2 separate regions of the Homo sapiens genome follow, and region 1 is linked to region 2. Evidence: chromatin loops called from intact Hi-C (ENCODE). Cell type or tissue: mammary epithelial cell. All regions are shown on one strand.

Region 1 (2,500 bases), 200 kb after region 2:
TCCTTCATTTCTATGTCTTTTGCCACACTTGGGAATAACTGGAAAATTTTCTGCTATTATGTCTTCAAATACTTTTTCAGCACTGCGCTTAGTCACTCCTTATTCTCAGACTCCAATAACACAAATACTAGATGTTTAGATGTTGTAACACTGGTCCCTGAAGCTCTGTTTGGTTCTTTCAAATCTTTTTTTCTGTCCTTCAGTATGAATGATTTCTACTGGTCTGTCTTTAAGTTCACCGAATCTTTGCTCTGTCATCTCCATTCTGTTATTGAGTCCTTCCATGGAATATTTTAATTGTGTTATTGTATTTTTCAGTTCTAAACTTTCCATTTGGTTTTTCTCTGTATCTTCCATTTATTTGATAATGCTTTCTATTTTAACTTTTGTTGCAAGAGTGTTCATGATTGCTCATTCAATTATTTTTATAACAACCACTTTAATGTCTTTGTCAGATAATTCCAATATCTGTGTCATCTCATCATTGGCATCTGTTGATTGTTTTTTCTATGCAAATTGAGATTTTTGTGGTTCTTCATGTGCCAAGTAATTTTGGATTGCATCTTGTACATATTGACTGTTATTTTGTAAGACTCTATCTTTTATTAAATTTTATGGAAAATGTTGATATTTGTGTTTTAACAGGTGTTTCACCTGATTAGGTCTAAGCAGCTAGTTTTAGCTGCTTCTCTGGTCCCTGGTTCTAATGTCAGCTCAGTTTCCACAGCCTCTGTGCTGTTCTTCAGGTCTGTCCTGCATGTGCACTACTCAGTGGTCAGCTGTGGACCTGCACATTGGTTTCTTCACTGGTTTAGTAATCAGAGTCTTTGCTATGCTCAAGATTAAAACCACCCATGCATGGGGACAGTGGTAGTGAGCCAAGGAGTCATAAAGTTTCCCTTTGGTATTTTTCAGTTTCCTGGTCAGAAACCACCCACTTCTGTGATAAAGACAAGTCAAGGTTTTGAGTGGTGGTAGGACAGAGACAGATTTATTAAAAAACATTTTTTGTCCCTGCCCTTATGGAGCCATAGCTCCACCTAATGGAAATGAATGTTTCCCTCCCTCAGATAGTTGGCTCTTGCAGAACAGTATTTGTCCTATTGTTTCTTTTACTCAGCATTATATCTTTAAGGTTTATCCATGTTGTAGCATGTATTAGAATTTCATTTTCAAAATTAATTAATTAAATTGACTATAATTGTATATATTTATGGAGTATGATGTGATGTTTTGATGTATGTACACATTGTAGAAAGATTCAATCAAACTAATTAGCATATTCATCACTTCACCTTTTTAACCTTTTTTTTTTTGCAGTGAGAACATTTAAAATATATCCTTTTAGCAATTTTGGAGTATATAATACATTATTAACTATGTTCACCATGCAGTGCAGTAGAGCACTAAAACTTATTCCTCTTGTCTAACTCAAACTTTGTACCCTTTGACCAACATATCTCCTTTCCCCATCCCTCCCCACCCTTCATCTCTGGAAACTAACATTCTATGAGATTGACAAAATTTTAGATTCCACATGGAAGTGAGATCATGAAGTGTTTGTCTTTCTGTGCCTGGCTTATTTAGCTTAACATGTCTTCCAGGTTCATCCAGGTTGTTGCAAATGACAAAATTTTGAGATAACGGTCCAATTTTATTCTTCCGCATGTGGATATCTAGTTTTCCCAGCACCATTTATTGAAAGCACTGTCCTTTCCCCATTGTATGTTTGTATTAGTCCATTTCCACAGTTCTGTAAAGAAATACCTGAGACTGGGTAATTTATAAAGATAAGAGGTTTAATTGGCTCATGGTTCTGCAGGCTGTACAGGTAGCATGGCTGGGGAGGCCTCAGGAAACTTATAATCATGGTGGAAGGAGAAGGGGAAGCAGGTACATCTTACATGGCCGGAGCCAGAGGAAGAAAGTGAGAGGGAGGTGCTACATACTTTTAAACAACCAGATCTCATGAGAATTCACTCACTATCATGAGAACAGCAAGAGGGAAATCCATCTCCATGATCCAGTCAGCTCCCACCAGGCCCTTCCTCTAACACTGGAGATTATAATTTGACATGAGATTTGAGTGGTGACACAAATCCAAACCACATCAATGTTCTTGGCACCTTTGTTGAAAATCAATTGACTGTAAATGCATAGTTTTATTTGTAGGCTTTTTATCCTGTTCCATTGGTCAATGTGTCTACTTCTATGCCAGTACCATAGCATAGAAGTTTTGATTATCATAGCTTTATAATACAGTTTGAAATCAGACAGGGTGATGATTCCAGCTTTGTTCTTTTTGCACAAGATTGCTTTGGACATTTGAGTTTTAAACAATGGTTCCATAATATATAACATTTGTTTATCCATTCATCTGTTGAAGAACATCTGGGTTGTTTCAACCTTTTGGCAATTGTGAATAATGCTGCCATGAATATTAGCGCACAAATACCTGTTTGAATCTTTCAATTCTTTTGATTCTATATCCTGAGGTGGA
Region 2 (2,500 bases):
TCTCTCTCCTCCCTTGCTTTCAATGCTTCCTGTCACTGCTCTGTTGAATTCCAGTGTTCTCTCTTAGATGACCTATTCAAAGTATAATTATCTACTTGCTACTTTGGTTCCTCTCCATGGAAGGGATGAACACTAGATGCATCTAGTCAACCATCCTGAAGCCCCTCCTGATTGTATTTTTGGATAACCTGTCTTTGAGCTTGCTGATCCTTTCTTCTGCCTGATCAATTCTGTTGCTGATGTCTTGTATTGCATGTGTCATTTTTTATTATACTTTTCAGTTCCAGGATTTCTGACTTTTTTTATTCCTTCAATTTCTCTGTTAAATTTCTTTGATAAACTTCTGAATTGTTTCTCTGTGTTTTATAAAAGTTTGTTGAGTTTTCTTAAAATAGCTATTTTGAATTCTTTGTCTACCAGATCATTCACCTGCATGTCTTTAGGATTAGTCACTGGCACGATTTTTTGTTCATTTGTTGAGGCTGTCTTTCTTAGGCTATTCTTATTCTTTGCAGATGTGCATCCCTGTCTACACATTGAAGAATTAGGTATTTATTCTCATGTTCACAGTCTGGGTTTGTTTGTGACTGCTCTATTTCAGTGAGCTCGTTTAGAAATTGAGTGGGGCTGAGTGTGGTGGCTCATACTTGTAACCTAGCACTTTAGGAGGCTGAGGCTGGAGGATTGCTTTAGGTCAGGAGTTCGAGACCCAGCCTGAGCAACATAGCAATACCCCAATCTTCCCCACCCCACACACAAAACCCGAAAATTTAGCCAGGCATAGTGGCACACACCTGTAGTCCCACTCTGGAGGCTGAGGTGGGAAGACCGTGTGAGCCCAGCCAGGAGTTCAAGACTGCAGTAATCTATGATCGCACCACTGCACTCCAACCTAGGCAACAGAGACCATATCAAAAAGAAAGTGAAAGGACTGGCTGTTGTATTTCCTTTTAGCACGAGAGGGCGCCCTGAGCCCAGGTTAGACGCAAGTCTCATGCTGGCTCTGCTACTAATTAGTGGAGATCCACAGAGGGCACTCAGGCCATACGGGAGAGTTTTCCGGTGTAAAAACCGTGGGTCCATGGTGACTTTCCGCCTGTGGTACTGCAGTGGCTTGCGGGTGGGGTCTCAGTCATAAAGAACCAATCCCCTTTATGTGCAACTATGGTTTTACTCGTCTTTGCAGTCCAAAAGGGCTTCACAGTCTTGCTCATGGGTTCAGGTTTTCTTAACTCTTCTGAAGGTAATTTCACGCATCGAGTTGTTACCTTGATGTTTCTGTGAGGAGATTATTGCTGAAGAGTCCTATTCCACCACTTTGCTCCACTCAGCATGCACTACTTAATCACAAGCAGGAGATGAAGGCCCGGAAAGAAGACAATAGAAGCCCAAACCCCTCTCCTCAACCTTTATCTAGTAGACCACAGTGTCCTTATAATTCAGCAGTCAGCACCTTTTCTTATAAACGCCAGATGGAAGAGATGCATATATAAGGAAGGGTATGTGGGAAGGGGCATGGGGCCAGCCACTCTCCAGGAACCTCCATGCGTTCAGCTACTCAGAAGCTCCTGATGGGCAATTCTAATATGAATATTTATCTCTTTTAATTCTTATCATTTTTCTATCATTTCTTGATGTTAAAATCTGCTTTAAAACACACAGTTGACTCTTGAACAATACAGGTTTGAACTGCATGAGTCCACTTATATGCAGTTTTTTTTCAATAAATATAGTGAGATTTTTTTGGAAATTTATGACAATTTGAAAAAACTGTCAGATGGACCACATAGGGTAAAAATATCAAAAAAATTAAGAAAAAGGTATGTTATGAATGCAAAAAATATATGGAGATGGCCGGATGCAGTGGCTCACACTTATAATCCCAGCACTTTGGGAGGCCAAGGCGGGCAGATCACGAGGTCAGGAGTTCAAGACCGGCCTGGCAAACATGGTGAAACCCCATCTCTACTAAAACTACAAAAATTAGGTGGGCGTGGTGGCACATGCCTGTAATCCCAGCTACTTGGGAGGCTGGGGCAGGAGAATCGCTTGAACCCAAGAGGGGGAAGTTGCAGTGAGCTCAGATTGTGCCACTGCACTCCAGCCTGGGTGACAGAACAAGACTCCGTCTCAAAAAATATATATATATACTTTGGGAGGCCAAGGCGGGTGGATCACGAGGTCAGGAGATCGAGACCATCCTGGCTAACACAATGAAACCCCGTCTCTACTAAAAATACAAAAAATTAGCCAGTCGAGGTGGCGGGCGCCTGTAGTCCCAGCTACTCGGGAGGCTGAGGCAGGAGAATGGCGTGAACCCCGGGGGGCAGAGCCTGCAGTGAGCTGAGATTGCGCCACTGCACTCCAGCCTGGGCGACAGCAAGACTCCGTCTCAAAAAAAAAAAAAAAAAAAATATATATATATATGTATACACACTTATATATACATATACATGTTGATACTAGACTATTTTATCATTTATTACCATAAAATATACAA

Evidence for each region. A loop is a pair of places that touch in the nucleus more often than their neighbours do. Peaks named below come from ENCODE experiments on the same cell type or tissue, not always from the same donor. Only the 100,000 strongest peaks of a DNase experiment are listed, where the experiment ranks them.
Region 1: it touches region 2 in a loop (11-fold over the local background); 6 of 110 quality-filtered maps call a loop at or near these places.

What each region holds. Positions count from the first base shown.
Region 1 is chrX:155,178,765-155,181,264 of GRCh38, forward strand. No RefSeq gene overlaps it. Among named protein-coding and RNA genes, the nearest start is that of VBP1, 36 kb to the right of the region's middle. In mammary epithelial cell, a CTCF peak has its summit at 1,060 (motif pointing left); no DNase peak of the experiment used is centred here.
Region 2 is chrX:154,980,052-154,982,551 of GRCh38, forward strand. All of the region lies in intron 6 of F8 (coagulation factor VIII), which reads right to left. Among named protein-coding and RNA genes, the nearest start is that of F8, 41 kb to the right of the region's middle. RefSeq lists enhancers at 859-908, 1,009-1,058. In mammary epithelial cell, a CTCF peak has its summit at 941 (motif pointing right); no DNase peak of the experiment used is centred here; H3K4me3 peaks cover 147 bases; H3K27ac peaks cover 308 bases.